Linked DNA regions of Homo sapiens: regions 1 and 2 are each linked to region 3. The links are chromatin loops, found by intact Hi-C in ENCODE. Cell type or tissue: PC-3. All regions are shown on one strand. Each heading gives the region's core, and the rest is flanking DNA. Links, peaks and the distances in the headings are about the cores only.

Region 1 (8,146 bases), core at 1,815-6,814, 270 kb after region 3:
TCTTAAATTAGATTATTTGTTTACTGCTACTGAGTTGTTAGAGTTCCTTCTATGTTTTCATATTAACCCCTTAGCAAATATATAGTCTGCCAAGTATTTTCTCCTTTTCTTTAGGTTGCCTTTTCACTCTGTTAATTGTTTGCTTTGCTTTGTAGAAGCTTTTTAATTTGATGTAATTCCAAGTTTGTGTTTGCTTTTGTTGCCTGTGCTTTCAGTGTCATAGCCAAGAAATCACTGCCCATACCCATGTCATAAAACTTTCCCTTATGTTTTCCTCTAGGAGTTTTAAAATTTCATTTTCTTAGATTTAAGTTTTTAGTCCATTCTGAGTTGAGTTTTGTGTGTGATATAAGATAGGTTCTATTTCATTATTTTTCATGTGGATATCCAGTTTTCTCAGCACCAACTCTTAAGAAAAAAAATGTGTACACATAACATTTCTTCTAACCCTATATACATACTTTTTTCCTTCCCCCTTGGGTCATATTTAAAGTCACTTCCACCAGTATTCAAGGTCATAGGGAAAAGTCTCTGTTGTCAGTTTTGAATCATTCTGGAACAAATTTTGCCCAGCTATCACAAATAACTCCTAAATTGATTAAAGATGTTTATAGCCCTAAAATATTGTTGAAAAGCAAAACTAAATGGTTAACCTGAGATTTTGATTACTCTTACCTATGATAGTGATGACTTTTATAGAGTATGACAATAGATAGAAATTTGCCTCATAGAAGCATGAATATTCAGTGGAGAAGGAACTAAGCTCTCTTGTTTATAAAGCCTCTACAAACTTTGAAATCCAGAACTACTTTACAAATTGACACGGTTTGAAAAGTTACAGCAAATTTATCACAGAAAATACGCCTTGACAAAACTTCTGTTGGAAAATCATCAGTGACTCAGTTTTATGTTGAGTTCATGTTTCATTGGACACTTCATTGCAAATAGGAACATAGTTCCCATTTTTAAAGGTATGTTATCCCTCTAAATTCCCCTCTTCTAAGTTAGTTTGATGAAGTTGGAATCCAGTATTTTTGTTTTTAACTCTGTAGTCTACATAACCTTTGTTAGTATCATTATATTTTCCACAAATAAAGGAACAATTACATGGGTTAAATTTGCAATCTTTCTTCTCCTACTCTTAATCTATAAGTGAATTTAGTAGCAAATATTTAATTGTTTGTTTTTCAAATATATTTTTTAAAATTATATTCCTCTCTTTGCTTGTTACTTATTTAAATATAGCTTTAACATCCATTTTTTTACACACCTGACAACAGCCAGAATAAAAACATTCAAAGAAGGATCACACATTTGTCCTATTACTTTTTAAGGCTTCAAAGTTCAGTGTTTGGCAAAACAGAATTATCACTTAATAAATATACTCAAAAGTTATTATTTTAAGGCAATATATTTTTTAAAAATAGCCAGTACTAAAGTAATTGAATTTAAATATGAACCTACTTAGATGTTATTTTGGATGAGTGACGTGCCATAAGGCTTCCTTTATGAACAACAGCAAGGCCATGGGCACCTTAGTGGAGAATGAATCCTATTGTTTGAGAGTTGACATGGCCAGCAAAACAGATAGGTATCATACACTTTGTGAGTATGATATGGCCATTTGAGAGAATTTTGTTATTCCCAGAAACATTCACCAAGATAATATATGGTGGCATGATCGATAATACAAATATGGTATGCTTCTTTTCCAAACCTACATGTTCCTTTTTTATCGGCTCTCAGCATGAAATTTTAATACTGTTATGTTACTATGTATAAAAAATAGTTTTAAAAGAGTTTAAAAGCCAGAATATGTAGTTAGACACTCACAGGACAACTATGTATTTTGCCACAGGCACACCTCCATAGGGTGTTGCTGATGAAAGACTGCACACGGCAACAACAATTCACCTAGCTGTTTTCCTTCTAGCAAGCCTATGATGGATGCAAAGTTCATCTGTCATTGACCAGAGGTGTCATTTTTCTTTTTGTTTTGCAACTTGTCTGAACTTGATGCACTGGGTCACTTGTTACTCTGTGTGACCATTTGTGAAAGCAAACAAGGGCCTTTTTTGGGGGGGAAGTAAATCTTTATACACTGTCAGAGTCTTTCCCCTTCTTTTTAACATTGGAAGTTTGCATGGTAACATCCTACAGATTTGTAGCAGGTCATTTTTACTAGTAATAGCTTTAAAATTTTCTAGGTTAACCTAATCCAAAACCTTCCAGTGTTTTGTCTCAACTTTATCAAACGCAAAGGAATCTGGAGGAAAAAAAATAGTCGTATCCTTATACATATCGAATACCTACTGCTAAGCAAATTCAACAGTGACAAACGTGGAAAGAGAGATGAATCTAATTTCAGGGAGTATTATGGTTCATGAGACTTTGTTTCTTTTTTTTTTTTTTTTGAGACGGAGTCTCGCTGTCGCCCAGGCTGGAGTGCAGTGGCGCAATCTCGGCTCACTGCAGGCTCCGCCCCCTGGGGTTCACGCCATTCTCCTGCCTCAGCCTCCCGAGTAGCTGGGACTACAGGCGCCCGCCACCTCGCCCGGCTAATTTTTTGTATTTTTAGTAGAGACGGGGTTTCACCGTGTTAGCCAGGATGGTCTCGATCTCCTGACCTCGTGATCCGCCCACCTCGTCCTCCCAAAGTGCTGGGATTACAGGCGTGAGCCACCGCGCCCGGCCGAGACTTTGTTTCTATTGAGTGATAGAGACAATGCATCCTGATTCACACAGTGAAATGCTACTTTCTTCTGAGTAAAGTCAAGAAATGGTGTATAATGGAGTCACCAGAGAGACACATTCCCTGTCTCTACTTAAAGTCTACATTGTCTGTATTAAATATTCTATCGTGTACATTATCTCAGTAATAAGTACTCTGTAACTTATTAAGAATAGCTGTCTGCCTTTCTTTGCAAAAAAAACTTGTGTAAAATTGTTTGCTAATTTGCAGAGGACAGCTGTTGTTCAAATATCACTTCAATAAATAAAAACTGACTTGATTAGATGATTTAATTCTAGTTACACTTTTTTTTCTAGAAAAGAAAGTAATACCTAAACTTATTGATACTACAGTGATATATTATTGCAAGATAAAGAAAACTACTGCATCAAAAAATGAAGTAGGTGGACTTATAAATTATTCTTAACAGAGCAATAAAAATGTATCCACAATACATGTGCTACTGTGCTGCAATTATTTACAGTACATGGAGATGTAATTTGTTAAAATATTCGCCTCAATTCTCTAGCTTGCATATATTCAAAGTGTTAAGGCATCTGAACTCTTTTCTTTAAAATGTAAAAATGTAAAAGAGCTGTGGAGTCTTGCTGCAATTTGGGGAATATTTTCTCTCTTTTGCCATTTTTTATTCTTATTTTGTAATGGCTTTTTTTAAATTACCTATGGAAGATGTCAAGCTGTGTAATACTAAGACTTTAATGTGTTTATTCTGTGAAACAGTAAGACATACATCAGACACAGATAAGTCATTTCTTGGCCTTGTCCAAAGAGTTACTAACATTAAGGTAACAGCTTAGTTACTTTTTCCATGCACTTTCTTTCCACCTGTGTATAGAGGAGCTGAGTAACCAGTTATTTGACACTGGCAAGTCTGAGCATTCACAGTACCAATTATTATAGTAATTTGAATGTTACTAAAACAGTAACTTTAAATATCATTTTAAAATTCATGACAACAATAGCATGAATGTGGTAAATGGTATAGTACAATTACAGTGAAAAATACAAATAATTTTCAGTGAAATATTGTATATTCATGTAATACAAATGATGTCTTGGGCTATGTACAAAATATTGATAGAAAAACACCCAAAATGAAAACAAAAACAAAAACCCTCATTCATATTGTTCAACAAAAACTATTTGACTCTGATTTTTCCTGCCATCTGGTGGCAAGATCAAAACTTAGACAATATTTAATCATATTAAATCTTTTTACAACTGTCAAAGTACATTAAAATTAATTTTATATGAACCCAGTAAGAGACTGAATAAGCCTAGTAATTTCATGTACAATCTAAATATAATAGTTATTTTAATTATATTAACAAGTAGCACCTCAAGGTTTAATGTAATCTTTAAAACTATATGACAAATACAATAAAAATGAAACGCTCTCAATGAACCTGAATGTGTAGCTAGGTCACATTGGTAGGTCAATAGTTCTCATTTTATGACATTGAATAATTATTACAAATTAAGTAGATAGTATTGTAATATATTAATTCTTTCTATCAGAAAGTGAAATCTGGTTAAAATCTGAAAGATAGTTTTTCAACAAGAAAATGACAGAAATATGAATACTCTTATTTTTCATTTTTTATGAAGTTGAGGGATGGGGAGGAATAGCTCTTTCTAAAAAAGGTTAAAAATAAAACAGGTAGTTTAAGATTAAAATAAATATAGTTTCACATAAACATTGTATAAGTTAAATACTTGCAATGCATTCTTTTCAAATATGACTTCAATGTTTATTTTACAAAGTGCATTTAAAAACTACTTTGTTTAATATTTTCCATTCCATTGAACAATAATATTTAAAAGGCTGTATGTTAAACTAATATTTCTAAATGTTCAATATATGTTTGATTAATAAAAATATTTTATAACCTCTTTACAATAGCTTAGAAGGTATGTGATAGTAACATATATTACATGTTAATTTCAGGAAGGCAAGCTGAGTTAGTGATATCAACAGTTGGCAAACTCAGTTCTTCATTTGAAGACTTTTTTTCAGAGTGATAATTTCTATGATTTCAATGTGAATAATTCTTATAGTTTGGTCTGAAGCTTATTAGAAATACAGTTGTGTACAATTAAGAGTATTCTTAAGTTTAGAACGAAGTGATAAGAATTTTCTTAAATTCATAACTGTAAACCACTTTAAAAGTTACAAATGTTTCCAAATTTCAGGAAGTAAACATCTGTTTCATTTTATATATGGGAGAGGGAAAAAATTAGAAAAAGATTTAACCAGTGTAGTAACCAAATACTCTAAATTTCATGCTAATGAATATCTCTTCTTACCTACTTGGCAATAGGCAATAGCTGAAATAGCTTGTGAGACAGCTGAATAGCTGATTCATGAAGGTCATATGGATACATATTCTGTCTACACAGCATAAACTGAAATGGAAATTTGGCAGCTACCCAATTTATGTGATCCTTGGCAATTCAGGCCTTAAAGTAGATTTAACACTTGCAAATGAGATGACTAAAAGTAAGGATGTCTGAGATGATATTCTAAATTATTTCATGCGCTTCACAACTTAAGATCTCCTATGAGAAAAAAATATTAAAAAAAGAAAATATCCTCCTTTTTTAAATCCTCTGTGCTTATAAAGAAATGCTTATAAAAATAAATTAGATATTCCAACATATAGGATGCTTCAAATCAAGTCGATTTGGGGAGTAGGTGGTGGATAAAGTCTTAATATGGTAAAATCTGTTATTCTGTGTTGAAAGCCCAAAGAATAATCTAATTCATAGTACTCTTGGAATTCTAAATCAATAAAGGAGTCATTCATCAATTTTTTAGCATTTATATATCAGACACTCTGATTAAGTAAGAGATTTTAAAAGCACCATCTTTTAACCATTTAACTTTGAATGGGCCAGATATCAAATGATAATCATTCTACCATGTAAAACTAGATGTCTGACATTAATCAAATAGAAAGATTTACATTTCGTAAATATTTATTGTTTAATAATCATTAATATATTGATTTAGGTAACTGCATACCTGGATTTAGGTAACTATAACATACAGTAAAGTCTTTAGAAAATAATTTCATTGGTAAATTGTTCAATTGAAAAAGTTGTCATTTTTAAAAATAAAGAACCATGTTATATTTGGCTTTATTTACGTTTAATATCTAAAATGCTACTTCAGTGCTTTGTAGGGGTACACAAACAAACACAAGGCAAATATATATCCATTTGTAGAATATGTTAAAAAGACCCTTTTAACCTTTGAGCAATTTTGTAAGTTAAATTTTCTTATATCCACTATGATGATAAATAAAATAACTGAGGCTAATGGACCCTAAGTTACTTGCTAATGTCAGCTAATAAGCGATAAAGCCAGGATACTCCAATTCAGGTTTTCAGATAGCAAGCATACTGCTTTGGGTAAGCAAAGCAGTATATTTATATAAGCACTGCTTATATAAATATACTTGCATTTTGGTATCAAAAATAAGTAGACCCCAGTCTCAAATTTCCCAATGACATAACTGGTACCATTAAAAAAAAATCTGGTAAGATTGTTGCTAGTGTGGAATGAAGTGTTAGGATGAGTGGATGAATAGGAAAAATGGCAATTTTCTAGTTTTCCTGAGTCAGTTATTCCACAAGCACAAATATACTCTTATTCATATATACCAATACATTCTATATTTCATCACTATCCAAGTCAATTTTACAAATTTCAGTTTTGCAGCTCCTGTGCTCTCTCATGAGTAATCAAAATCTACATGCAGAGCAAACTCCTTGGAAGTTGTTAGTATTAGGTAAGGGGCTGCAGTCAATGGTGAAAGATTTGATATTTAGAAGAGGATGATTTGCCTTTTACATTTTTTTTAGCAACTGTGAAAATTCAAAAATAGTGCTTACGTTATAAAATTAAAGTAATTTAAATTTAAAGAACTTTTAATTGAATTGATGTTTTGGCCCAGTGAATCCTTTGAAAATGGAACTAGAAAATATTTTGTTCAGATGAGGCATTTCTGCCAGATTAAAAAACATAATATCAAATGTTGCTGTTTAATCAACTGTTACATTTACTGAATGTAACATGATGTAATTAACCTCTGATTATCCATTTGAAGTGTTCTGACTTGAAAATACAAATATACCTAGTTATAAATAAGGGAAAATACATTTCTAACTATTCTTAATTTCTTCTCAAATATATTGGTCAACCAATCTTTAGAGATAGATAATTATTAGACAAAACAATTCACTTTTGTTATGTAGCTATGAAAACAAGTATATACATCATACATTAACTGATGTATGGGAAATTAACAAACAGATAGATAAACAAATAAATGTATTAACTGATGTAAATGAAATGAAGAAAGCCACCTTGGTAAGTGACCAGGGTCTAAGTATACCTGACTTTTAGTCTTAGTACTTCCACTGACCCATTATGAAGTCTTAGGTAAGACTTTATGTTTACAACCTGTTTCTTCAATTGAGTTGATGTTACATTAAGCTCTGTTTGAGGATGACATAATTCAAATTTTATGAATAGTTACTCTAATCACAGAAGCATTATATGCACAAGAAGATTCTGAGTTTGTGATATGGCATGCCTCATGTTTACAGGCAATGCTTCACGTTTATATCAAGGGAGTGAGTTTCCTTCTGTAGTTTTTTTGTAAAAAGAATACATCTTATCTGTTAATTTAACATGTACACCAGCTTTTATTTGTGTCTCTCTTTAAACAAAGGAAATTCATGTTCAAAAACATCTTCATTTAACTTTAGTATTATTCAACATATTATTGCCATATTAATTCAGAGAAAAAAATTATGTCAATTTTAACTATTGTGGCTATTTAAATCATAAAAAAATAATTTGATAGGAGTTATATTTTATTTTTGAATTTTGATTTCATTTTCTAATGTACTCCAGTGGAATTATTTATTTTTCAACTTGCATACTTTGTGCACCTGAAAGTTAGATTTCTGACTTTTTGCCTTCCCTTTCTTTGAAGAAAGATCCTCTAGGCTGTCAGGTTTGTTACTAGAATCCTCCCACCTCTCTGCCTCGTCATCACCAGAAATCATTATTGCTTATTGATATATCATAGTTGATCATATTTCGGTGGTATATGTGATATTTTGATACATATATACAATGTTTAAGGATTAAATCAGGGTAATGGGATATCCATCACTTCAAATATTTATTTTTTCTTTGTTTTGAGAACATTCTGATTCTTCCAGTACTTTCAAATATATAATGAGTTATTGTTAACTATAGCTTTCCTACTTTACTATTGAATACTAGAACTTATTCCTTTTATTTAACCATATTTTTGTACTCATTAGCCAACTCCTCTTCATTCTCCTCTCCTGCTACCCTTCTCAACCTCTGAAAAT
Region 2 (8,146 bases), core at 1,815-6,814, 830 kb after region 3:
AGGACAAGATGGCTTAAAAAATTTTCCATCTACCTATCATCTATCTACTATTTATTCATTTAGCACCAGCTCATATTTGCTAATTGACAAGCAGTATTAGATGTTAAAGATTTAAAGAAATATATGAAAAAAAATTTCAGTGAGAAAGTTCTATCAAATAGCATTTTTGTTATCAATTTTAAAAACATGGCCAAACTTATCAAATTATATACATACAATATGTTCAGTTTTTTGTTTGTATCTCAATTATACCTCAATAAAGCTGATTTTACAATAAGAAAAGAAAACAAAAGCTGGTCATTTATGTAATTTTAACAGCAGAATCCAAGTAATTCTTCTTGACCACTGTCTAACACCATTGAACGAGACTTGTTCTAATGTGCTTATGTGTGTTATAGGCACTGTATTTTTGGCCTCTGGGTTCACACTTATGTTTGACATCTGGCCTTCCCCTAGGAACCACCCAAGATTTTGTTTTGGTAGACACCAGATAGCAGGTCTTGTTCTTGTTAACTCCTTGACCACTATTATCATCACAACATAAACAGGATCCTGTGGAACTCAGCATGTTAATTAACTTGAGCCCCTCACAGAGGAAGGCTTTATTCTCTTTTAAAGCATTATTTACATGGAAACAATCCATTTTAATAAACTGTCTCAATAAAAATGTTATAATAAACAAAGCATATTTTTAAAAAAGTTTTTCTGAGAAAAAAAGTATTTCAAATGTTACAATCAGCAAATAATTGTAAACTTAATTTTACTGAGGATTTACAAAGCATGCCACAATTGAGAGTTATTGTTAAAAGTCAAAGACATTCTCCAAATCTGGAGAACTATTCTTCTAGATCTACTAACTCTTTTTGCCGGGTGAGAGGAGTTTAGCATACATGAAGACTTACTATGATGCAACCTATATATTTTTTTAATTTCCTTACAGAAAAGCAGGGACACATGATTTATACACTGGTCTATTTTTCTCAAATTCAATTGGGGAAAAATTGAAAAGTAAAATTTATAAAGTAGAAAAGCATCTGGATAGTAAAAGAGACCCCAGGCTTTCATTTAATGTGGCAATTTGTCTGACTATATGCTTAGAGAATGCAGTAATGAGAGGCAATCCCGGGAGCCCTGAATTCAGCGGTATTCTACAGAGGAAGGTGAGTCCCATTCCTAGTCGCTTATAAAACTTTTTCCACTGCTTTGGGAAAAGAAAACTAAGAAAGCTAATTTCAAAGGCTTCTTCAGGTAACCTGATGATGTATTAAAACAAGGGTGCCCTATAACAAGCGCTACTCAGTTTCAACATCTTTTCTCCTGGCACTCTGGACTGAGTCTTACCTTGAATATCTGCAACTCCTCCAGCACTACCTCTTCCATATTCCACTTTTCCTTTGAAATGCTGACAACTTTGAGGACAGTTCCAATGTCTGAAAAAATGCATAACCCATGATCCCATTGTTTCTATCTCAAAAATTAGTGGTAAGCATATCCCTAGAAACCTGCAAATCATTCCCCTCACTTCTCTTTAAATGCCTTTCAAAAAACAGATTAAATGAAACATGCATGAACTGAAGCTTAATGTTTAAGTTTTGTCCTCCCAAAATATAGCTTTTAGCTAGTAGAACACCCATTTATAGAGAGAATGTTAAAGGATGCATATTCAGAGTATATTCTTAACAAAAGTAATATATAGATATATATGTATAATTTAAATATTGTTTGAAACGTTAATAGAGCAAACGTTTTGGACCTTAACTGAAAAAGTTAAAAATATATTAAAATAACAAATTCTCTCTCTTCCTTCCATGTAATATATATTTATTAAGTAGTTATTATATCCAATTCACCATGAAAGACAGATATATATTCTTTTAATAATGTTGTCAAATGAACAAAAAAATCATTGAAGCTATCTGAGGGAAATTGTAGCTCACTCTTCAAATGTATTCTATCTTCAGAATCCTTATTAATAGATGAGAAATGGAAGGTTTGTTTAAAATTATTTAAGTTCAACTTAATACAAGGTTGATAATGCAAACCAAAAATTGACATTTAAAAGAGGTATCTTAAATACATCATCTTACATTGAAATTAAATGAAGTGTCAGGTTAGTACAGAAAGAAAATTAAAAGAACAGTTTAGAAAAAGAAAAAAAAAATCCCACTTTAATTTATATAATATAGGCATTTTTAAACTTCTGAGCACTGGGGTTGGAGTATAGTAACGTATATAATAATGATCCTGTTCGCACAAAATAGTCTGAATTATTTAATTGTTTTTAAATAACTCTGGGATCTTTAAAGAATATTAAATGTACATTTTTCCAAATGTCAAAATTAAAAACCTATCTTAGCAGTCTATAATTTTCTCAGTAAAGGTTAGATATTACCACCTAGTGGCTAAATGACATTCATTGCAGTGAACTGTTGAACACCTAGTTTTGGGTGGACAGTACAAATTAAGCGTCAAACTTGTGGGAATTAATAGCAACTAATTAATTCTACTTTTGACCCTTCAACAGCCATCTCTTTTGTCTTGGGAATATCCCTTATTTTTCTGGTTTGTGGAATTGCCATCTTCAAAATAATCAGGTTTGACAATCAATGACAAAGGTCCTCTGATTCCGTCACACACATACTTCCTAATAAACCTAACTTCTATAAGATCCATAATTTTTAAAAATAAAATTATTCTAAAATTGTTTTGAACTCTTAAATATCTATTCTAATAAAAAGTCTTGTTTGTTGAAAATTCTTAATTTTTAATTCTTTATGAAATGCTTGATCCATTAAGTTATATAATATGATATGGAATACAGTGCTTTTGTTTTAATGATACATGTTATCTTTACTGCCAGTAGAATTCCCATGACATTATTAGCTAATACTTTTACTTTTTTTGAGATTAAGTTTTTCTTTTTATAAAAACATTTTAATCATTTTATAGTTACTGAGTTGACAGACAAAGAAAAAATACAATGGGCTTAAAATCTGAGTCTAGGAAATACATTTTAATGCACAAAATTCAAGAAGAAAGATAATCTCCAAGAAGTTTCTATTTAAAGGTCTTTACAAAGTAATGTTTAATGTTTCTGAAAATCTATCTTAAGTCAACTAAGTCAGTGATTCTCAAAATCAGGTGAAGGAATCTTTTGGGAATATACTTGCAAAGAGAGGGAAAGGCAAAGTTTGAAAATAAACATTACTTTGCCCTACTTGTTTAATTGTAGTTCAAAATCATTCAACAAATATGTATTGAGCATGTAATGTAGAGTAGACACATTGCTGTCAAATACATTTTGAAATCTCAGATTTGAAGTTGGGAGATATTTATGATTATCAATTAAAAGCTACATAATTTTAAGAAATGCTGACAAGGTTTTATCTAATAATTACTCATTTTTATTTTGACCAATAAATATTTTTGAAGTTGTTCTTCTCTTTGTCTAATAATGAAAAATTCCTTTTGAAAAAATCCTAATCTAGTTTTAGCTTACCTGTTCCAAGAAACATTACATCGTACTGGCCATCTTCTGCAATGACATGATCCACCACTATCTGTGTCAGTCTGTAATCCACATTGATTCTCTTGAACGTTGGTCCTCCTGCAACTGGGTATACGGACTTATACATCACAGAGTGCCGCTTTATGAAACTGATGACATCATCTGGAAAATCTCGGGTGGACTTAATCAGTGGGTCATAGGTTTTGCTTGGACACTGAAAATAAATGTGGAGGAAAGTAAAGACATTGTTTATGCACCTGAGAAGTTCACACTTATTTCCAATAAAATTTGTATAGCTTATCATCAATAATATTAAATGAATGGACAACAGAGTCAATATGGAATCATGTGTACTTGTAAATAAATGCAGCGTGCCTCTAATAAATTTAAACCCAGTTTTCTCCTTCAAAAATTTTCTAAATTACCTCTGCATTTTATAATGTTTCCATAGTGAATTCTTTTCTTATGAAGATTATTTCTTCTGAAGATTGTTTCTAATGAAGATATTTGAAATCTAACTTGAAATAACTGTTAAGAAACTGATCTATAAACATGAGAACACGTGGAAAGCCATTATTTTCAATTTCCTTTGAGTAATTTATAATTTCAGTTCAAATGAAACCATGTTTAATTAAAAAATAAAAAAGGAACAAACAGTTCACAAAAATTAATTTCAAAGTATTTAATAGTTTGAAATTGTAATTATGTAGTTTCTTTTATGATTAGTGTGAAAATTACACTTTGAACAATTCAACAGCTCTTCTCCTAAAGAGTCTGCAAAGAAACTGTTAGGGAATTTTATACTTCTTTCTAAAATTGCCTTATGTGCCTTTCAGCATCCACTAAATCAATAGTTAGCATGACCTGCCCCCTGGTGGTAAGAGTAAAAAGTTCAAAATGGTTCAAATCAAATGAATTTTATGTGCCTTTATCCAAAAATAAAGGGGAAAAAACACCTTATAATTAGACTTTTTTTTTCCAGAAAATATCACCTCTCCCACATCCTAAATCTATTTTATGTTTAAACATATTGCAATTTAGGAAGGTACCTCGTATAGAACGATTCTTTTATCACATTTGAATTCTCAATGGACTAATGCATTCTTTTGGAGAGGAAAACTTTAGTCAATTGATGCAGTCATAGAGAATAAAATGATTGACAGTAAGGACAGATTTTTTTAATGGTGCTTTTCTTTGTTTCAGTTTTTAGAGAAGTTGGAAACAGTCTCCATGGAACTGAACCATTTAAACTTGGCACTAATTAGAATCATGACAAGGCTCCAAAAACATAATGTACTTCTCAAAATATTCAAGAGGGTCATTCTTAGGGAGCTGAAGATACTAGAACTAGTCCCAATATTTGACTTTGACCCCAAATTTTATACCAATAAAATCATAATGGCTTATTATGAATTAGAAGAAATATCAAAGAGGTTGTACTAAAAGTCTGTTAATGTTTTTCTATAAATAATTTAAGAATATCTTTATCTTTAACAAAAATTTTCAATGTCTGGTATTAAGAAACTGATACTTTCTGGATATTTAGTTATTTGTCCCAGGTCTGTACCAGAGAGATTAGAAACGTCCTAGAATATTATCCACTTTGCATTTACTTAACATATTCTTAACTGGATGTTGGTCTAAAGATCTAAGTCTGCACGTTCAGTCATTATTTCCAGCACTTAACCTTCAGCCAAGCGGAATCCGTCAACTCAATAATGGAAGAACCTTGCATTAAATAGATTAAGCAGGGACTCAAAATGGATATGGAGCTCAAATGATACAAAGCTCTTGTCCAATTATAGGCTGCATGTTTGAGGCTCAGTCAAAGACAATTCATAGTAGGCTTATAATGCCTATGGTTCAATCTGGTTGGTGTATCATTAAAATCAAACCCAGAGCAAGATTTTGCCTGCACACAGTTTTTAAAAAGCCCTCCAACTTAAGAAAAAATCACTTTTGACTTTGCAGCTGTAGTTGTGCAGTAGCCAAAGTTTTCAAAGAAATAATATCATGACATTCAAGCCGTAGTTTTTGATATCAAATTGTTAAATAATTAGAAATTTTAATGCAAGAAAGTATAGCTGAATGAAAATATGAACACTTAGAAAAAATAAATATGAATTTTCCTCATTGCTCCGACAAAAATGGTTTAAGTGTAATAAAATCTAAGGCGGAAAAAAAGGAAGGAAAACCTGGTTTCTATTGACTATAAAATGATCTTTGAAAATATATATTTTTTCTTATGGCAGCTTTTCCTCATGGCATGTTGCCAGTGTTTGGACAAGATCTTTATCCTCTCAATTGCTATGCATGATATCTCAGGTCTGCGTCTCCACTATGCTTGCACAAATGAAAATGATTTGGTAGAGTTACTCTCTGAGGTTTAGGATAGTACAGTTTGAATCAAATATTGTTATTTCAGTACATTCAAACCAGTGGAATTTTTGCGTTGATATCATATAGCTGTGCTGCACACAGATCTAAAAATAATGAGATGCCAAGCAATGTATGTAGGTAAGAGTAAAGTAGGAAAGAAAAATTTCGTAAAAGAAAAGAGAAAGTGTAGGGAAATGATACATCTAAAGCGGATGGTCATTCATATTCAGTTATTTTCCTTTAACAAATTCTAGAAAATTCTCCTATGGCAGCTATACATCTCAGGTATTAGAAATCTAGTGGGTTTTTCTCCGTATGTATGTACTTTTAATTTCTAGGTATTAACACAGCCCACCTGAACATACCATACGGGGACATTTATTTCTGCCTCCAGTTTTCTTAATTTGCCAGATTAGCTCCTAGGAGAGTAGGAAATAAATCAGGAAACTTATCTGTGTCTCTACCCGCTGTTGTAAAATACTCAAAGACAGTATTCTTCTCTTGTGCTGGAAATATTAATACCAGCACAAAAGAAGAAGAGAAAATAGAACCTGCCTAGACACACCCTGAGATGAAAGTGGAAACCCAACAGCAACCAGCCCTGGTTCAGGGCCTATCTCCCATGGCTGGCTGCCATAGCTGGCTAGGTGTGATCATGTTATGCTTGGCAAGTCTGCGTGTTTGTCTAGGGCCTTTAGTAGTGGAATGGGAAGCAATGGATAAGAGGAGAAAAATGGTTTTTATCCAAAGAGAGAACTTTTCCCCTTGGCAAAGCCCCAGACAGCTGTCAAAGGTTTTTTCTCCCCGCAGCTTCAGGCTATTCTCTACAGGTTGCAGTTTCCTTTGAAACAAGTCAGAGGAATGACTAATGTGAGGGAAGACATGGCAAAAGAAAGACTGAACTAGGCTTTCATTTTCAGAAGCCTGAGTTTTATTTATAGAGTAAAAATGCAAATGTAACAGTTGCCGTCTTATACCCCTGCTTATTCATCGAAGAGTCAACCTACAACAGATAAAGGCAAGGAAAGACCCTGTATTAAATATCAGAGACAAAGAGGCCGGGGCAAACATACAGAGGTAATTTCTCTCCTTCCCTCTCCCTCTCCTTTTCTTTAAGGTTCCCTTTCTCTTAAAGGAATTTCTATGCCAGAAAAAGCAAAACACTATTGAACATAGTAAATAGCCTGGGATTTGAAGAACTTCATTTTAAAAGCAAATTGTTTGCCCTCTGGAAAATAAAGCTGAAAGCCAGTTGGGAAGGTTAATTCCTTTTGGAAGCCCCTTGACTATCTCCATTTTAGGGAAACATGGCCTACACACAGTTAAAGGGAAATGATAGTGATATTTTGTGATACGTGTCCTTTAGTGTAATCTGTTTTAGGAATCTGGACTCAGGATATCCAGAGTCTAGTCCTGCCTCTGCTTCTCCCTTCTAGAACCAACACCAGGAATGAATGAACAGAACTAGAGATATCCTCAGTAATTTAGAGAGATGATAAAGTAATTGTTATCCAATAAGTGGAAGGTGATGGAGTGAGCAAATATTAAAGAGAAAATAAAACTGTGAATTCAATATGATAGAGAGACATGAGTGAGCCACTGATGCCTATAATGAGATATCCCCAAAAGTTTTCCACAGATTTTGAATTAATTAGGAAAGACTTGCTTAAATGAAACAAACAATAGCAATAAGATGTTAGCTACATTCCTCAGGTACACAAATGGGAAGATAGTGTGAGACATTATGAGAGAATTCCTGCATCATACTCTGTAGTTTTCAGTCTCCTTTGGTAAGACTATCATAGTCTAACACTAGACAAATTAATAGAAAGTTCTGGATATTATTTTTGAATTACATTTTTTTCTTTGGTCAGTTACACCTATGTTTGAAAGTCAACTATAAAACATGTCTTTTAAAACTCTTACTTAATGGGATCAGCATAGTTTACAATTAAAATCTAATGTATGAGGTTAAGAAATACATATATTCTGAGAACCATCAGCTCCTTAGGAAAAGAGTGTATTTAGAATCATGCTAAAGCTCAAGTAAAATAGTTTAGGTGGGGCAGAAAGAGAAAACAGGGTAGCTAAAAAGTTTTGAACTTGTGGAATCCATGGTTACCTCAAACCCCTGCTGTTGAGAAGATTAAGCAAGGTAAAAATTGGAATTTCTAAGCAATATTCCAGTTCTAGTTGAAGAACACATTACATACTTCAAGTCCACTATGGAAACCCAATTGTTGATATTATGTATTATTA
Region 3 (8,146 bases), core at 1,382-6,381:
CTAAAAACATGAAGAAACCATCATTATAAATCATTTTATGTTATAGTTTTAAAAACTGATAATAAAAGTGTTTTCTACATCAGATAACCAAAATCAACGTCCTTTTCTTTTTTCCTTTGGTAAGAAATAACCCTGCTTCTGTATTTTGTAGATAAATTCCAAAAAAGAAATAGAGAAGCCCAACTGACTGACCACTCTAGAAGGTCCTCACAAGTAGGTGTCACTTGTCCCTCCTGATCTCACTGTCAGTCAAATATAGACAACCACGTATCAACTCTACTCTATGAAGTTCCTAGCCTGCTATGCTGCAGCTCTAAGTCATATAAATTATTCTAAATATATTGCTGTTTTCCTAAAAAGAAAATCAAATCCAAAGAAATAGTTTCTGATACAGTAGTCACCACTCTTCTCTACTTTTACCTTCTCATATTTGTCCTATCATTCAAGGCCCACCTTCTTTGGGTCCTAGTTTAAAAAGCCACCCTAAAATCTTTAGGTAGATGTGACATCACCTTTCTCAAAAATTCTACAATATTCACTTTATTTATCCAAGAATCTATTCATAAAGAAATCTGACAGATGAGTTATGTGGCTTTATGTGTCTATTTTATACATAGAACGCAAGTAAGAAATAGTTAATAATGGTGCTTTTGTAAATAAAGTTTGCAGAACTTATGAAAACGTACTTTCATTTAAGCTAGTTCTTAAGGGATAATAACAACGGAACAGCATTTATTCTCTTGAAATTCAAAGTTGAAGGTTAAAAGAAAACAAAATTTCTGACCCATATTATGAAGATTCATAAGCACTTTGACAGCTTGATTTGACCTCAGGTGTAAACAACTTTGTTTTAGCTATGCCCAAATACATTTCTAAGAGTTTGGATTACACTTGGATTACACAATCATTTTTCAATACCACTTAATAACTATGATTTGTACATAATAACAATGCTGCTAGTAGTTGTCCCATTGTCCTTTCCTGGCAATATTTCTACCATGTCACAATAACTACATATTTAAAAAAAAAAAAAGAATTTTCCAACGAACATTGTAAGTTCATTTTATTCTAAATACCAATCTATAGATCTATATATAAGTGGCCTAAGGAAATTAGCCTACTATCCTCTCCCACCCTCTCAATCAGTATCTTAAACAAAGAATTCAACATATATTTTTCATGTTCACACTTTAGCAAATATTCCCATGGTATTTCCTATCACATCTACTCTCTTGAGTAAGTCTGAGGATGGAAGTGGATCATACTCTGAGGCTGTGGAACTCAAGGGCAAGGGAAGAAAAAGGATGACTTGGAGATGTAGCTTAGGGAGCAATGAGCAAGTGTTGCTCTTGACAAGTGTAGGAGGGGAAGCAAGAAAGGCTCTGAACTGCTAAATCTCAGCAAGCTGTCAGAGAGCCAAGTCTGGATTCTCCTAAAAGTATGGACAATGAAAAAGAACCAATTGAAATTACTCAAGGATTACACTTACAACTTCATTTGGTAGAACTGATTTGATCTTCACAAACATTCAGATACAATAAGACTGAGAATGGGATACTTTCACTTATCTTTAGCTACTACTTGGTTTTAGAGTAGAAACCTCACTTTCTTTTCTGGCTGTATATACTGTGACCTGATAAGAGGACAAGGAAAATCTGGGTTTTTGTCCAAAGGAATGCAATAATTCCTCAGCCTGGTTCCTGATTCCTAGAGCCTTCCAACATATTTATTGTATGTTTCCTATCTCTTAGCTGCAGACTAACAAATATGACCTGGATATTTTCTGATTCAGTTCTGGAATAGGTGTGGTTCAGAAGGAGATACTGTTTATGGAGATAGTATTACTCTCACAATCCTTTGTGCACTCTTAAATGCCTTGACTGATATCTTCCTGCCCTAGCACCTAACACTAAACTCACTTTCTCTACTATATATTATAATGCACAATTCATTTATAATGAATTGATTTATTGTAAATTTTCATTCTTATTATTTCCAAAAATAATTTTGTTTTATTAACAGGCATATTATTTGTTAATTTTTAAAAGGTGTGCCAAATAAAGCACAAAATCATTCAACAATGAATAATTCTGTGCTAGCCATTGAGAATATAAAGATGAAAAATACTACATACCCAGCCTTTAGAAACTCAGAATCTGGCACAAGATGATTCACATAAGCAGTTTCACAGACTAAATGAGTCAATTGACATATTCAATAGAATGAAACTTCATTTGGCTTGCTGATGAAGACTCCAGTGGGTCATGTTATATTTTATCTAAAGACATGTTTATGATTGCTGCAACGCTTTAAGTTACTCTAAGTTTTGGTCAACATAGTTTCCCACGCCACATTTCTCCAAGCAAGGGAAACCTGGAAATGCAGGTTTAATGACTCATTCAGGAGATGACAAGATTCCTTAAAATGTGTGGTTCCTTTAAATTTTACCCTAAGCTTGTAAAAACTCCCAAGACCAAACTATTCTTCATATTTATCAACAGGATTTTATTTTTGCTTATCTTCATTCCCCAATTCAAGTATAAATTGTATATTTCCTTATCCTGGGTTTGACAGACTCCAGCTTTGTTACTGTTTGGAAATAGTGTGTGGATTGCCTATTTATACTGATGTTTATGTCTTGGCAATAGTGGGAGATAGTAGCTGGAGACATTCATACTTATTTGTGTCAGATAGAATTTATTGATTCTTCTATATGCTTAATTAAGATAACAGTGTTAAAGAACCTACAGATTAAAAGGAGTCAGTCTTTTAAAAATATACCAAATGCCATTTTCTTAACATTATTTTACTTTTTCAACTACCTACTCTCCAACTATAAATGGCTGTAATAATGTGCCACAGGCAGGCTACTTCATTCTTGGTAAGCACACATCATATAATATGTGATACTTAATATATACAGGCACATGAATCTCTGCTTCCATCATTCTAATTGTTTAGTACCATTGTTTCATTCACTATTTTGTTTTACATTTTACAGATTAATTTCACATATCAAGCCTTATTTAAGTTTAAATGTATGTATTTGCTTTTTACTTAGAAATATTTAGTTTTTCAGGATCAAAATGTACCAATAAATGCATGCAAAGAGCACATCAATATCTTTAGCAAATTTCATTTTAAGTAATTCTTCTGTTTTGTGAATGTTAAATTTCATGACTATTATGCCAATTTTTCCAAACTTGGTCTGCACACCTTATTCTGTGCATATTTACCCTAGTAGCCTGCCCATTTCCAAATTAATGAAAGAGCTGTCACAAATTGCTAGTGCCACCTATTAGTGGAAGCATAGAACTGCAAATCATGGTAATTCCTTTATATAGTGCATTAGAAATCATGAGGGGTAAAAGTCATCCCAAGAATCACACTTGTTCTAATGTATGTTTACAACTGCTGGTCTTTTTAAAATAAACCTTCACTACAAGTGCAAAACTTATTTCAATACTGTCATGAGTTTTGGAGATTTTACCTCTATAACTTTGTAGCAATGAATTATTTATCACATATTACTTTTTCATAAAGGTTTGACAAGAGCAATGTCTTAGTTGATTAATATGTAACTCTGTAATATCATGACTTTGTAAATAGAAGTTGTTGGATAATGATCAATTCAAAATTTATATCACTATTAGTCATTTTGGAAGATTTTGTAAAAATCAGATTAAACATTATTCAAAATAATCCTGACTTTAGATTTTGAAATTCTTCAAAAGTTGTGAAGGTGTGGTATTTTGACTTTTGGAGCTATGATACAAAGGTGTGTCACTGGAGTTAAAATGAGAAAAATTGGGATAATTTAAAATACACAATTTCTTACAGGCAACTTAAAATTCATGATAACTTTAAAATGCAAGTTTCTTAAAATGCAAACCTGAAAACATGATAGAAAATTTAATGCCCTATACAATTATTTATTCACATTAAGCATAATAGCCTCCATAACAACAATTTAACATTAATTTTTATTACTAGGAACATATGCAATCATATTAATTAACTCTAATTAAACGTATTCCTGAAAGATCCATGAAATACATTAAATCTTTACTATAGAATTTAAGTATAATTGACCCCAAATTATAATACATGATTTATATAATAATTAAAATCAGAAAATAAAGGAAAATTAGATATCACAGATCAATATATCTGTTTAGTTTGCTAATATTTTAGTAAACTACGTATTTCATGTCACTGACAATAGTAGAACTCTAGAAATCAGTCACATGAAGAGAAAAAAACCCTAAAAAGTTAGAATTGGGAAAATTATCTATTCAGTATTCATATTTATTTAAGTTGTTAGTGACTGAATATCATTATTAAAGCTGGTGAGTTAGAGGCTTACATGAATTTGTTTTGCGGTCTCAGTTATTTTCTTGATTGCTAAAGTCTACACTGTATAAATTCTTTCAAAGGTCAATCTGGTTGTCAGCTTTAAGCAGAGAATCCACAAATTGGAGATTTTTACAAGCCCTCATCTGATCTGACCAGCATTGAATCACAAGATGTGTGACTAAGTGTTTTATTTTATGTTCATTTTACATTATTTGCCAGGGTATACTTGTTGAATAGATGAATAAAAAGTTCTAGTTTTCAGTGTGTTTAAATTCAAGATTTCAGCATCAAAACATGATTTATAAGGTTAATAGAATTTGAGAAGAAAAGGTCATCCAAAGTCCTGGTGACAAATATACAGTGAGTATTTGAGAAAAGTCATTGCAAATAATTGATAACTTCTTTGCTCTATGCATGTGTGTATGTATGTGTGTGAGTGTGTGGGTATGTCTTCCCCCCACAACTCCCACATATGTTTCCTAAAAACATTCCATTTTAGCTGTGAGCAGATTTTTAGGGTAAGACTAGCCCTATCTTATACTATTATGTGAATGTTCAGGACATCCATGAAAACTTTTCATGGGACACAAAAGACAACACCCACTCTATTATTTATATATATATATGTATATATATAATATATATACACACACACATATATATAATTTAAAATATCAATGTCATTTTAAACCAACAATTTACGAAGAATTGTATTGTGATTCAGAACTTGTAGATTGCTGAGGTTATTTTCACAATTATAAAATGAAGTTATTTTCTGAATTATAAAATCATAAAATGAAGTTATATTTCCTATGTATTGAAATATATGGTATATGTATACCTATGTGTACACATAAATGTATTGGTATATACACACACACACACACACACACAAATACTGCTCTGGTGAAAGTAAAGAAAATCTTAAAGGAAAGACAAGAAGTTTAATTAGAAAATCATTCATATTAATTAATTTTTGAACTAATTGTAATTTATTGAACAAAAGGTAAAGAACTTTTGCAAATTTTACCTCAGAAATTTTAACTAAATAAAATGATCTTCTCTTGTCACACATATACATATGAGAATTTTTATTTAATTGATAACCTCATTCTTATAATAATACCTTGACTCTGAAAAAAAAAAAAAACAACTTTAGAAAATAGAAAAAAGAAAGCTTTCAGAAGGCCTACCACTTTTTAAAGTGCTATTTACTAAGTCCTTCCTATGAAGTTAAGGTTAAAATCATTGATTTAACCTTTGGATTCACAGGATCACCATCACATTGAGACTTGCATGTGTCTTTGATTTCTACCAAAACTGAAGCACATAGTGTCCTGGAATAGCCCCTTACATTGGATGATGGAATATTTGTCATTTGTTTAAAACCCAAACCCTAATTATTTTCTTGTGATTCATGCAGGTTTTTCTGAAGACTTCATTGTATCACATATCCCAAATGGAAGATTATATGATTTTCCTGTATTTCATGAGAAAAGTGAAATTTGACTAGTTTTGTAGAAGAAATAAACATTTATGCATGGACCACTTTTTAAAAGAAGGATTTTACCATTTAGCTATATTACATATATTTAAAGAAGACAAAAGTATTTCTGAGTAAATGTTTCTTAAGGATAATTTCTATGTAACTGCTGAGATTTACAGAGTTCTCACATTTTCTTCCCCCATAAGGATTCTAAATCAAATTGGTTCAGAGGAAAAGCCAGCATACCCCATTTTTCTAATATTATCACTTCTCCAGATGGTCCTGAACACATCTATTCAATTCCTTTTTCCTAGAAAGTAAAGAGGTATCTTATTAGATATGTACACCCGCTACAAAGGCCACTTTCCTGTTTTTACTTCTTTTTAACATGTCAAGTCTCTTTCATCTCCTACCAGGCAAAAATGATAAGTAGAAAGTAAGCACAGTGATTGCCAGAAACTTCATCTTGGCAACCTGAGCAATGAGAGAGTTAATGGTGGATCTTTGAAAACAAGTGACCATGGGAAATTAAGGTTGGCAGGGATTTAACTCTTCATGAATCATGCTGGAATATTTTTAAGGGCAATGCAGTGGATGTTTTAACTGTGTTTGACATCTAATTAAGGAGAAACAAGAAGTAGCTTTAAAAAAATCTCTATTGTACTTTAGAAACAAAGTACTGGCAATTGGCTACCACATACTTGCTTTGGCCAAACAAACGTACATGTAGAGACAAAAAGGTAATGACAGATTAATAAAATAACAGAAAAAAATTTCCTCAGGCCATTCCTTTTATTCTTCTTCCTGTTGTTCATTTCACAGTTTATTTTACCAAATTATTAAGCTCTAGGTGTATCAATGGGATTGTTATGTAGCTGTAAAGCAGTTTTTTACTTAAAGGAAAGCAGAATAATTCTAATGGATGCCATCACTAAAACAAGGCTTATAAAGACAATATCAAATATATACACCTTGCTAATATATACTGCTTGCTTCATCAGATAGGTTTAAGGCATATGTGTACAACAAAGGATATTCAAATTAAATGTAATATTTTTAATGTACAGAAAGAACAAGTGCCTCCTCTATCATGGAGAGTAACCTATTATCATGGAAATAAAATTCTTGCAAAATAAAAAAGTTTAATTCCCTATTTTTATTTTATTTTAAAATGAATTTAGCACTTAGATATATTCAAGCCTAGCAGATTTTTAAAATATATATCATGATTTTAAACTTGTTAAACTAAAAGTATTACAAATAGCCAGTCACATCTTTGAGAACTAAAGTTGCATGTAAAACTTATAGGGAACATAAACTTGGATAAAGTGGACCATCAACTTAGACTTATTTGATGTCACCTTGTCAAGGAGTGAAAACAGAAAGCAAAACTGATAAAAACACAGACACCATAATATCATATACTATGGAAATAATTTAAAGACAGTTACTAAATTAATTAAATAACGCTACATGATTTTTTAAAACTTACATAAGTACAATTGCACTTCTGTTTGTTGATGTTTAAGTCTCTATTCCCAACTTGATACTCAGGAAAACATTACACCAAAAAGTAAATAGATATTCTAATTCAATGCATTTCATTTAACGAGCACTAAGTCCAAAGAAACACATTACTAGGTGTTTAATTTTCTAATTCAAAGTGTGAAAATTACATCTCTCTTCTGATTTGAGATCCTCATTCACACTAGGGCATTCAGAAAAAGATGTTCCCCATCATATGAGAATTAAAGAATATGTTTTGTGGCATAAGAGCAAGGTACAGTAGACAGACATCTCTACAAATACCTTCAATAATTTTTATTTTAACTTATAGGCTAAAAAATAAGCTTAATTAGAGCTTCTCACTGCTCCACCCCCAATTTTAGAAATCTGAGAATCATAAGAAATCAACACCTTAGGGAGTAAAACTACTTGAGTTAAAACAGTTTAATCTTCAACTCCATTTTAATAATACCTGAGTTATAGAAAGATTTACTGCCACTAAATGTATGTATATCATTTTGGGCTCTACTTTAGCATTACTTTACACATCATCTATCTATAAGACCTATCTAAGCAAATGTGGAACAAACATAAAAAATCCTCAATAAAAATAAGCACATACATTAAATTGTAACCAAATAAAGCACTAGTGATAAAGCTCTTTTTTCTCTCTTTAATTTATACTTTTCAAAAGAGAAGTTTACACAACTACCTATGCAAGCAGACAGTAATGTGTCTGCAGTTCTCACTGAAGTACATATAGAATTAAATAACATAATATTTCAAAGACTTTAGCTT

What was found. Hi-C counts contacts between places; a loop is a spot of excess contacts. Peaks named below come from ENCODE experiments on the same cell type or tissue, not always from the same donor. Only the 100,000 strongest peaks of a DNase experiment are listed, where the experiment ranks them.
Region 1: a loop joins it to region 3, with 6 times the contacts of the local background. A loop is called at or near these places in 9 of 110 quality-filtered maps.
Region 2: a loop joins it to region 3, with 7 times the contacts of the local background. A loop is called at or near these places in 24 of 110 quality-filtered maps.

The regions. Positions count from the first base shown.
Region 1 is chr7:84,450,842-84,458,987 of GRCh38, forward strand. It overlaps a transcript of SEMA3A not described here. Among named protein-coding and RNA genes, the nearest start is that of LINC03017, 78 kb to the right of the region's middle. In PC-3, for the core only: a CTCF peak has its summit at 3,871 (motif pointing left); no DNase peak of the experiment used is centred there; H3K27ac peaks cover 749 bases.
Region 2 is chr7:85,018,892-85,027,037 of GRCh38, forward strand. It overlaps SEMA3D (semaphorin 3D), which reads right to left. Exons shown (of 19, transcript NM_001384900.1): 13 at 3,500-3,722; 14 at 1,342-1,430. Among named protein-coding and RNA genes, the nearest start is that of SEMA3D, 160 kb to the right of the region's middle. In PC-3, for the core only: CTCF peaks have their summits at 2,397 (motif pointing left) and 4,396 (motif pointing left); DNase peaks (open chromatin) are centred at 4,380 and 6,650; H3K4me3 peaks cover 135 bases.
Region 3 is chr7:84,185,736-84,193,881 of GRCh38, forward strand. The region is part of intron 1 of SEMA3A (semaphorin 3A); the gene reads right to left. Among named protein-coding and RNA genes, the nearest start is that of SEMA3A, 5.0 kb to the right of the region's middle. In PC-3, for the core only: a CTCF peak has its summit at 3,296; DNase peaks (open chromatin) are centred at 2,356 and 4,476; H3K4me3 peaks cover 4,700 bases; H3K27ac peaks cover 5,000 bases.